2 separate regions of the Homo sapiens genome follow, and region 1 is linked to region 2. A link is a loop called in an ENCODE intact Hi-C map of the cell type or tissue named here. Cell type or tissue: ascending aorta. All regions are shown on one strand. Links, peaks and the distances in the headings refer to the core of each region. The heading gives the core; the rest is flanking DNA.

What was found. Hi-C counts contacts between places; a loop is a spot of excess contacts. Peaks named below come from ENCODE experiments on the same cell type or tissue, not always from the same donor. Only the 100,000 strongest peaks of a DNase experiment are listed, where the experiment ranks them.
Region 1: it touches region 2 in a loop (6-fold over the local background); 3 of 110 quality-filtered maps call a loop at or near these places.

Annotation. Positions count from the first base shown.
Region 1 is chr4:113,438,942-113,444,332 of GRCh38, forward strand. No RefSeq gene overlaps it. Among named protein-coding and RNA genes, the nearest start is that of MIR8082, 290 kb to the left of the region's middle. In ascending aorta, for the core only: no CTCF peak of the experiment used is centred there; no DNase peak of the experiment used is centred there; H3K27ac peaks cover 8 bases.
Region 2 is chr4:113,682,751-113,688,141 of GRCh38, forward strand. All of the region lies in intron 2 of CAMK2D (calcium/calmodulin dependent protein kinase II delta), which reads right to left. Among named protein-coding and RNA genes, the nearest start is that of CAMK2D, 76 kb to the right of the region's middle. In ascending aorta, for the core only: a CTCF peak has its summit at 2,156; DNase peaks (open chromatin) are centred at 1,842 and 2,171; H3K27ac peaks cover 4,230 bases.

The DNA of each region.
Region 1 (5,391 bases), core at 138-5,137, 240 kb before region 2:
ACAAAAACTTGCAAATGAATGTTTAAAGCAGCATTACATATAATATCCAGAAAGTGGGAACAACCCAAATGTCCATTAACGGATGAGTGAATACATAAAATATGTATCCATACAGTGGAAAAATATTTGGCAATAAAAATAAATGAAATATTGATTGACGCTACCACATGGGTGAACCTTGAAAGCATAATGCTAAATGAAAGAAGCCAGCTACAGAAGACCACATATTGTATGATTCTATTTATATAAATAGCAAGTCTATAGAGAAAGAAAATAGATTAGTGGTGGTTGCTTGCTTAGGACTGGGGTGGGATTGGAGTGGGAAGTGATTGCTATTAAATAAGGGGTTTCTTCTGGGGATGATGAAAATACTCTAAAGTTAGTAGTGATGCACAACCCTGTAAATATACTCAAACCATGGAAATGCGCACTTTAAATGGGTGAATTTTATAGTATGGGAAGCAGACTTCAATAAAGCTTTTTTAAAGTCACCATTAAAGTAAGGTAGGCAATGTGCTTCCTGCTTTCCTCTGAACATGTTCCGCTAATCATCATTATCATGATCATTATCATTGTCAGCAGCATTATCATCATCATTAATATTTATTAGGCCCTTGTACCAGGCACTCAATTAAAATGCATTGTATCCATTATCTTATTCTATAACAACCGACTTTTATTACTCCCATTCCAGATACAACTGAGGTTAGAGAGAATTGGGAAATTTGCCTAGGACTACAGAATGAGTGATATCAAAAGTATCATTTAACCTCTCTGATTTCAGATTTGCTCAAAACTTTAATATCTGTGTTTTAGGAATAGATCAAAATACTGGTGTTAATTTAGTTGCACTGTCCTAAAATTAACCTCAAAATGATGTGATTTTATATTTTACATGCCCTGTCCTCTGTGAAGTTTAAGAGAGTATAAATCTCCTAATTATTCATTTCATTTTTATTTGGACAATTAAGTTTAAATAGATTTCACTACTTCTGGAAACAACACCCCCACTCATAATAAAATCATTATTTACTGGCATCTAGAGAAATCTGAAGGGAATTAGGCAGTGGCACAGAGTGTTTTCTATTGGAAGACATTACATTTTCTTTCCCTTTTTTTTTGTTTTTTTTTGAAACAGTCTCACTATGTTGCCCAGGCTGGAGTGCATGGTGTGATCTTGGCTCACTGCAACCTCTGCCACCTGGGTTCAAGCGATTCTCCTGCCTCAGCCTCTCAAGCAGCTGGAATTACAGGTGCACATCACCATGCCTGGCTAATTTTTGTGTTTTTAGTAGAGACTGGGTTTCACCATATGGGCCAGGTTTGTCTCGAACTCCTGGTCTCAGGTGATCCACCTGCCTCGGCCTCCCAAAGTGCTGGGATTACAGGCATGAGCCACTGTGCCCGGCTGACATTACATTTTCTTTGCATGTTGTTATGATGAATTGCAGAAGACCAAGGCACTGAGAATAGAGTCACGGCAATGTGTGTGGAGTACTGAATTGTCTAAACTTGTAGACCGGTAACTTTTGGTTTGTTTTTATGGACAGTTGCAAACTTCTTGATACATGGTATGGGAGCATTCCTTACACCACAATTTTATCTGACAGAAAGTAAGACTGCCAACAAATGACCTCACGGGACACAGCCTCAAAAAATGTGCCCTGGCCATTTTACTAACAAACAGTACTCACTCAAGCGCAATTTTAACCTGTTGTAGTTTAGAAAAAAATGAGTTCAGAATCCATTGTTGGTGGATGTACTTTACCCTGGAGCAAACTAGTGTCTGAGGAACTGGGAATTTCATCTGGAGAAAGTCATTCCAATGTATACTCCAAGGAGGATTATTTTTAAAATAAAATAACTTTTTGATGATAGAAACAACTTTCTAATGATTTATTAGATAGAAGCAAATACAAATCAATTCAGAGATTTGAAGTTACTGTCACCAAGAAAAAAAAGACAAATTACACATATCATAAATGTAAGAGAGATCCTCACTACTGATCATATGGATATTGAAAGTATAATAAAGGAAAACTATGAACAGCTCTATGCAGGCAACTTTGATAACTTAGAGAAAATGGACCAATTACTTGAAAGACACAAACACCAAAACTCACACAAGGAGAAGTAGAGAACCTGAATAGGCCTATATCTATTACATAAATTGAATCAATAATTAATTACCTCAAAAAAAAAAAAAAAAAAAAGAAAGCACCAGGACCATGGTTTCCCTGAAGAATTCTACCAAACATTTAAAAAAGAAATAATACAAATTCTCCACAATTTCTCCCAGAAAATAGAAGCAGGGTGCACACATTCTGTGAGGCCAGCATTACCTTAACACCAAAACCAGATAAAGACACTTTAAGAAAGGAAAACTATACACCAATATTTCTCAAGACCATAGATGTAAAAATTCTCAAAAAAATCTTAGAAAATTGAATCCAAAAATTATAAAAAGTATTTCTTTAGACACACACACACATATATTCTTGAATATTTATATTTGATATGCTCAATTTTTTCTCTACCTTCTTCAATATATGAAATATAATTGTAATACCTGTTTTGATGTCTTTGCCTGCTAATTCTGTCATTTGTGTCCTCTCCCGATCTGTTTCTTTTATTGGTTTTTCTCCTGTCATGATTCACACCTGATGATTTTTTTTATTGGATGCCCGCCATAGTAAATTTTACCTTATTTGTTGCTGGGCACTTTATACTCCTGTAAATTATTCTTAAATTTTTTTTCTGGGGGCTCCATTAAGCCACTTGCAAACAGTCTGATCTTTTTTGAGACTTGTTTTTAATATCATCAAGTGGGATCGGAGAAGCCTTTAGTCTAGGGCTAATATTCTCCCACTACAGGGACAATACATTTTTGAGTACTGCATCCCATGCCCAGTGAATTACAAGGATTTTTTTCTCTGGCTGGTGAGAGCACAAACTATTCCTGGGCTTGTGTGAGCCCCAGGGATCTCGCCAGTTAATTATCTCAGGTGTATTTTTCCCTAGCCTCACTGATCAGTACTCAGCTGAAGGCTAAAGGAGAATCCTCTGCAAATCTCCACAGCATTCTCCATGCAGTTCTCTTCTCTCTGGCACATTGTCCTATGAATTGTAGCCGCTTTGACCTCCCTGTTCTCCCACCTCTATCTCTTCAACTTGGGTACTTGGCTGAGTAATGCCTGGATTTTACCCGCCTTGTGCTGTAGGCTGGAAATCCTCTGGCCTGTATGCTAGGGCAATTGCCGGGCTCACCTTGATTCTTCCTATCTCTGAGGGATTCACTGTCCTGTGGTGCCTGATAGCCAATGTCTGAAAACCATTGTTTTATAGATTTTGTCTTTTTTGAAGTTATTTCAGGGAGGAGAATAAATCCAGCCCCTCGTACTCCATCTTGGCCAATTTAAATAATTTGGGATGCTTGATTTCTTCCCCACCTCTCCCCTGTCCTCCAAATGCTATAGTCATATTGTCAATTGCTATGTTTGGCGACTGTTTTTCCCTCTCTGTTTCTGTCCAAATCTATTTTTCATCTTTTTCTGTTCATCAATATCTACTTGTCCTTTGTTCTTATTCTAAATTTAATTATCTATTTAACACCCAAATCACTGTTTATAGTCCATCATCAGAAATGTATTGGAGGAGGATGGATTCCAAATGGTCTGTCCCCTGATTGTTAAGAATTTAGGTACATGGTTACATTTCTGATTAGTTACTCTGTACCTCTTTCTTATTTTATCTAGTACAGAAGCTCTTTTTTTTTTCTTTTTTTTTTTTTTGAGACGGAGTTTCTCTGTTGCCAGGCTGGAGTGCAGTGGTGTGGTCTCAGCTCACTGCAACCTCCACCTCCCGGGTTCAAGTGATTCTCTGCCTCAGCTTCCTGAGTAGCTGGGATTACGGGTGCCCACCACCACACCCAGCTATTTTTTTTTTTTCTTAGACATGGGGTTTCACCCTGTTGGCCAGGCTGGTCTTGAACTCCTGACCTCAAGTGATCCACCCATCTCGGCTTCTCAAAGTGCTGGGATTACATGGGTAAGCCACCGTGCCTGGCCCACAGACATTCTTAAAGTGTGATTCAAGAACATCCCGGGGTCCCTGAGACATTTTCAAGGATTGCAAGAGGTTAAAACTATTTTCATTATAATACTAAAACCTTAACTTCCTGTTTCATTCTTATTCCTTCACGAGTGTACAGTGTTTTCCAGAGGCTCTATAATGTGTGGCAAGGCTGGACACGGTGGCTTACACCTGTAATCCCAGCACTTTGAGAGGTCAAGGTGGGTGGATCGCTTGAATCCAGGAGTTCAAGACCAGCCTGGGCAATATGGCAAAACCCCATCTCTACAAAAGATATAAAAATTAGCTGGGTGTGGTGGTGGTGCATGCCTGTAGTCCCAGCTACTTAGGAGGTTGAGGTGAGAGGATCAGTTGAGCTCAAGGAGGTCAAGGTTGCAGAAAGCCATGATTGAGCCACTGCATTCCAGCCTGGGCCACAGAGTGAGACCCTGTCTTAAAAAAAAAAAAAAGTGTTGTGACATCATTCCTCTGAGAGCTAATGGACAATGTGCTTGAATATTTTTGTGTTTGAAAATTTTTTAGTTTTCATTTTTTTAAATGGCAAATATCAATAAATATAACCTACACAGAGAGAAGCTTTATGAGGTTATGAATTACATTTAGGAGTGTAAAGTGGTCCTGGGACGAAATTGAGAAACACTGCTCTAGGTTTCATAAATTCATCCTGTTTCCATTCCAGTTTTTAAATGGACAATGGCTATTCCATTTCTTGGGATTTCTCACTTACAAAATTAGCTGTTAGACTGGATAGCATCTATAAGCTATCCATTTATCTGGGCTTCTGAAAATGAGGCATTTCCTTTTCTTTCTTTCTTTCTCTCTCTTTCTTTCTCTTCTTTCTTCCTTTCTCTTTCGCTTTCCTTCTTTCCTTTTTTCTTTCTCTTTCTTTTCTTTCTTTCTTTCTTTCTTTCTTTCTTCCTTCCTTCTTCCTTCCTTCTTTTCTTTCTCTCTCTCTCTCCTTCCTTTCTTTCTCTTTCTTTCTCTTTCTTTCTTTCTTTCTTTCTTTCTTTCTTTCTTTCTTTCTTTTCTTTCTTTCTTTCTTTCTTTCTTCTTTCTTTCTTTCTCTTTTTCTTCTGCTAGTACCCATATAACAAAAATAACAGCTAAGGTGGGGTTATAAAGAAAAATGGATCCTTTTGCATTCTTGTGTCATTCTCTCTGATCTATACAGTAGTTCTGAAACCGATAATTTAGGCTGAGTAGCTCTATCAGGACTTTCAAACCTAAAAGATACGTAAGAAATGAGTGTGTCGCTCTTAAAGGTCAAAATGAAGAAACAACAACAAAACTAAAACAACA
Region 2 (5,391 bases), core at 267-5,266:
ACACATGAAAAGTGTTCCTTTACAATGACTATTATTCTAAGCAAATGTTTTAAATAAAATATTCCTCAATTGAAGTCAAAATTAGTCATCGAAGTTTTGCTGGATGAAATAAGGACTAAAGTACATGGGGCCCTATGACTATAATAAACCCATCTGCATTCACTGCTTTACTTAGATAAATAAAAGACTCATAGTTTCATCATGTTCAATCATCTGCTAGCTACCCTAAATACATTTGAGTCACATGATCTATAATGCAGAAAACAAATAAAAAGGTATTTGGAAATTAGTCAATGCTCATCCAACATCTGAAAACTGCCTTTCTAAATTAAAGTGAAGAGTGAATAAAAATCTAAGGAGCAAAATATTTTAAACACAACTAATATGTGTTATCTTACCCTATTCATGACATTTAATTGGTGATCTCAACTCCAGGTAATAGGCTGTGTGCACTTATTTTTCCCCACCCACCTCCTATCATACACAGACAAAAGAAACTATCTCAAGTGGGTGTAATGGTTCAGTTTCAAGCATTTCAAAATCCTCCACCACCTGCACAGGAAACTGTGACTGAAAACCAGACAGGGCACCGCAGAGCAGCACTGATGATACAGGAACATGGCTGAGAGGTGAATCTGGTTACTAGACAGTTGAATGAAATCAGCAGAGGGGAGATGGTACTCCCAATGAAGAGCACATGACACTTAAGGGCAAATAAACACCACCATACAATGAAAGAAGCACCAAAACCGGAGTTACTTATTAAGTGCTACGGAAACACAGATGAGAGAAAATACAATTTTACAACAATGCATAAAAGAGTTGTGAAGGCTGATATGGGCTTTGAAGAATAAATAGGCGTTTTCTGGGTAGAAAAAGATGAAGTAAATTTCAGATAAAAGGAATAGCATGATTAACATCACAGAGTCAGAAAACTATCTGGAAGGTTTGGAGAACAGCAATAGTTTGATATACTTGTCTGTGGATAACAACCTCAAATGTGAGCAGGGAAAAACATAAAAAGCTAACAAATTAATCCTGTGCTAATATGTTAAGATTTTCTGCTGCAGGAAATATCGGTTTTGATCAGAGGCACGAGGAACCAGATTCTGTGTGCAACACAATATAGTAGTTAAGAGTATAGATTTTAGAGTTAGACTGCCTGGGTTCAGACTGACTTTACCACTTAGGATTGTTTCTGACCTAGAGTGAGCTTTTTGACCTCTCTGTACCTCAGTTTCTTCTTTTGTAAAATGAGGATGTTAACAGCACCTACCTCATGGAATTGTTGAGAGATTTATATATAAAAAGTTAGAACAGTGCCTGGCATATAGGAAGCAAGACAAAACTGCTGGCTATGAATGCTGTTTTTGAAAATCAGGGTTGATGACACTGTGGAGTACACAATGGAACCAGAGAATGAAAGTCTACAGGCAGGGACTTCAGTTAGAAAGCTAATGAAAATTGTATCTGTAAAAATTAAATGCATCTGTGAGTACATTTCTTTGTAGAGATAACCACATTGGATAGCCATGTATCATATAAATTAACACGTCATACAAAATATATTTACATAAAAAGTCAGACACATGTATGTATGCATGTGTATGTATCTCCAAATCTCTTAGGCAAACTCATATACATGCCAGAATATAAGACATAAAAACAAATATACTCCCTACAGACAACCTTGTATGTACTGTATGTATAATTATAATTTCAAATTTAGTAAGTTGGAAGGTAAATGACTGAAAAGAATGATTGCTTTTTTCTTCTTTGTGTAACAGAGGACTTGCTCAGAACAAGGGAAGAAGATGACTATGCAGCTGCTCGGTAACAGCGTCTAGTCACACTCTGAGATACTGAGGTCAGCAAGAACAGAGGATGCACACTATGTCCCATCTTGCCTTTCTGCCCAGAAAGTCTCAGTTACTGGAAAAGCTTCAGAAATATTTACCAAAAAATCCATTTGAAATCCTGAAATTCTACTTCTCAGAAAAACAGTATTACTCTTGTCTAGAAATAACATTCAGGCCTCAAAGTGCTATACTGTCATTACTTCTAAAAATAAACTGAGCAAATCCAAGTCTTGAGGTCAGTTTCAAATAATGTGCTGCAGCAATGACACAAGCAACAGCTCCACTCTGTCCCACTGGAGGCAGTGCATTCCCTGAGGGCTTGAGAGCACAGGCCTGCTGCTCCTCATCTCTCCCTGGAAAGAGCTGGCAGCAGATGACCAGACAGGCCTCTAAGGCAGAAGGTACTGAGCAAAGTCCTTCTCTCTTTGTTGATTCTCTTTAGTAAGGCACCTGGAGAGAGTAAACCAATGATAGGAGGGAGTCGCCAATCCAGCAGCCTCTCCAGATGGCAGCTCAATTTTTCTCCTAGCATCCTCTAAATGATTTTCTAAGACCACCATCATGTGTAAGAATGCTTGATACCACCTTATATCATTTGAACAGATACAAATGACTTACATTTCAGACTTCTTTTTTTTTTTTTTTTTTAGACAAGGTCTTACTCTGTCACCCAGGCTGGAGTGGAGTGGCGCGATCTCTGCTCACTGCAGCCTCTGCCTCCCAGGGCTCAAGCAATCCTCCCACCTCAGCCTCCCAAGTAGCTGGAACTATAGGCGTGCGCCACAACACTTGGTAATTTTCATATTTTTTGGTAGAGATGGGGTTTCACCATGTTGCCCAGGATGGTCTTGAACTCCTGGCTTCAAGTGATCCTCCCAACTCAGCCTCCCAAAGTGTTGGGATTACAGGCATGAGCCACTGCACCTGGCCACATTTCAGACTTTAAATAGGAAACACATGAGCCCGTGAAAGGTAATAAATTAGGTGTATAAATTATGAAAAATTAGAGAAAAACAAAATTAGGTAATATTACAAGAAGTGACAAGTAGAGACATTTTAATTTTATGTCAATGTAATTAATTGATGCTATAATATAACCAATGCTATTTTTGAGAGATAGGGCTGATAATATTGTGGAGTATGGAACCAGAGAATGAAAGTCTACAAGCAAGGGCCAGGCACGGTGGCTCATGCCTGTAATCCTGGCACTTTGGGAGGCTGAGGTAGGTGGATCACTTGAGGTCAGGAGTTCAAGACCAGCTTGACCAACATGGTGAAACCCCCGTCTCTACTAAAAATACAAAATTATCTGGATGTGGTGGCGCATGCCTGTAATCCCAGCTACTCGGGAGGCTGAGGCATGAAAATTGCTTGAACCTGGGAGGCGGAGATTGCAGTGAGCCGTGATCATGCCTTGCACTCCAGCCTGGGCAACAGAAAGAGATTCTGTCTCAAAAAAAAAAAAAAGTGATAAACTAAATAAACGAATAATGAATAAATGCCAAGTCACTAAAATGTACTTGATTCTAAGCAAGATATCTGCTATTAAAACTTAATTTTTATCTTGAAAGAAATGGGAAGAAATTATCAAAATATTTTCAGATAATAAACTCCAAATAACTGATATTTATCTACATAGAAAGTTGTCCTTTACTATCTTTGTAGTAGTGTCTTCTACTATGGTTGTAGTAGTGTCAGTGCCTGTACTTTTTCTCAATTCTCTGTAAAAATACCTAAATATTGTTTACATATCTGAAAAGGTACAGGGACATACCTATATTCCCAAGTTTTCCCTTACAAAAGTAATTAACTTTTTATTTCTCTGCTTTGCTAGCAACAAAACTCTCAAAATCTTAAGTAAGGTACCCTTCTAATTGCCATAATAATTCAAACATTTCTTTAGGACCTCTAATTGTAAGAGATGATTTTTATTACACCTTTGATGCATTAATTTTTAAATTTAAGAAGGAAGCACACAGCTTACTTTTGGAATAAATTTCCTCCTGGAGTAATCAAGAATTTTGGAAATTAATTCTGTAAAAATTGTGAGCCACAACCCAAGCATCTGGAGTCCTACAATGCTCTCAATATATTTTTAACATGATCATTGAGAAAAAAGCCATCAGCCCTTATTTCTCAACGAGAGCCATTCTCATCCATAGTGATTAGTGTGAGATTTTACGCCAAGCTTTCATGAGTTTTAAGACAAACTTATTAAGCACCTTTCTTATTTACAATACAGGTATGTGTATACACACACACACACACACACACACACACATACACTTCAAGTTGCTCAATTTTAAAATAAAGATATCTTTTAAAAATAATATAGGTAGAAGGGACCAAAAAATGTAGCTCCAAAATGTAAAACTCCAGATTCATGGATATAAGTTTCCCAGGAAGGAAAAAAAATCAACTATGTATATAATAAAATGTTTGCAAAATTCACCTGGTAACCAGCCATGAGCACATGCATTCTCTTCTTTGAACTGATATGGTCGTGACCTTTCTAATCTGAGTATGGAAAATTATTAACCTTCTTCTCCCTTCCCCATTTGAAAAAAATAATTTCAACAGTCCTCATGTTAGATTTCCATTCAGGTGTTACTGAAATGTAGGAAAAACACATATTGGAGTATGTGGTAACCTTTTTATATGTTCCCAAGTAAAACCCATAGCAATACAATATTCACACAAAATGGGTGATGGGATGTTTTTTAACTTACTAACCATCAATTGATCTTACATGTCATTTTCTGTGGCTTGTGGTCACAAACCCTCTTCTTAAGGGCAAGCGAGGTCATCAATCAAATCCAATTCAGATGGCTTAACCAACTAGCATGCAAACACTGACAACCTAAATATCTGTTAGGCCTTTTATTAGGTGCACTAGTGACTGACATGGACCAATGGACACTGCCCTCCAACTCGAAATCAACAAGTCAGACAAAGGGTAGTAATATAGTTTGCTACAAGAAAAGAGCAAGTTTGTCTTGTGACTAAACAAGGAAACTTTCGGTCTCTAAGGGTTTTTATCTGGCACATCCTTCATATGAAATAACAAACTCAAGAATTCCTTGGACACCCAACCACCAGTTGAAAATGGGGAGCTTCTGACTGTTCTTGCCAGTAACATAAAAGCAGCCAAATACAAATGGACTGTTTTTATTCTCCTTTGTCTTTAAGATGAAATATTAAATCATCAGGCACCCTACCTGTTTCCTACATCCCTTCTTGGTTCAATCATCACAGAGAATCTTGTGCAAACATTATAATTTTAAGATACTTCTCTGTTACAAAATGATACATGAATTATAACTAATAAAGCAGTACACAGAATAATACTTATATTTGCAAAATGAAATACACACACGGAGAGAAATAAAACATTCACTAGGTAGATCAGGCTCAGCAAAATAAAAGCATTTAATTCTCTTGATTACTAAATAATGACTGATTTTCCATGGTTCCTAAATCTGAAAAGGCCTTCCAGAAAATTCTGCCCTCCAATGTAATCTATCAAAACTAT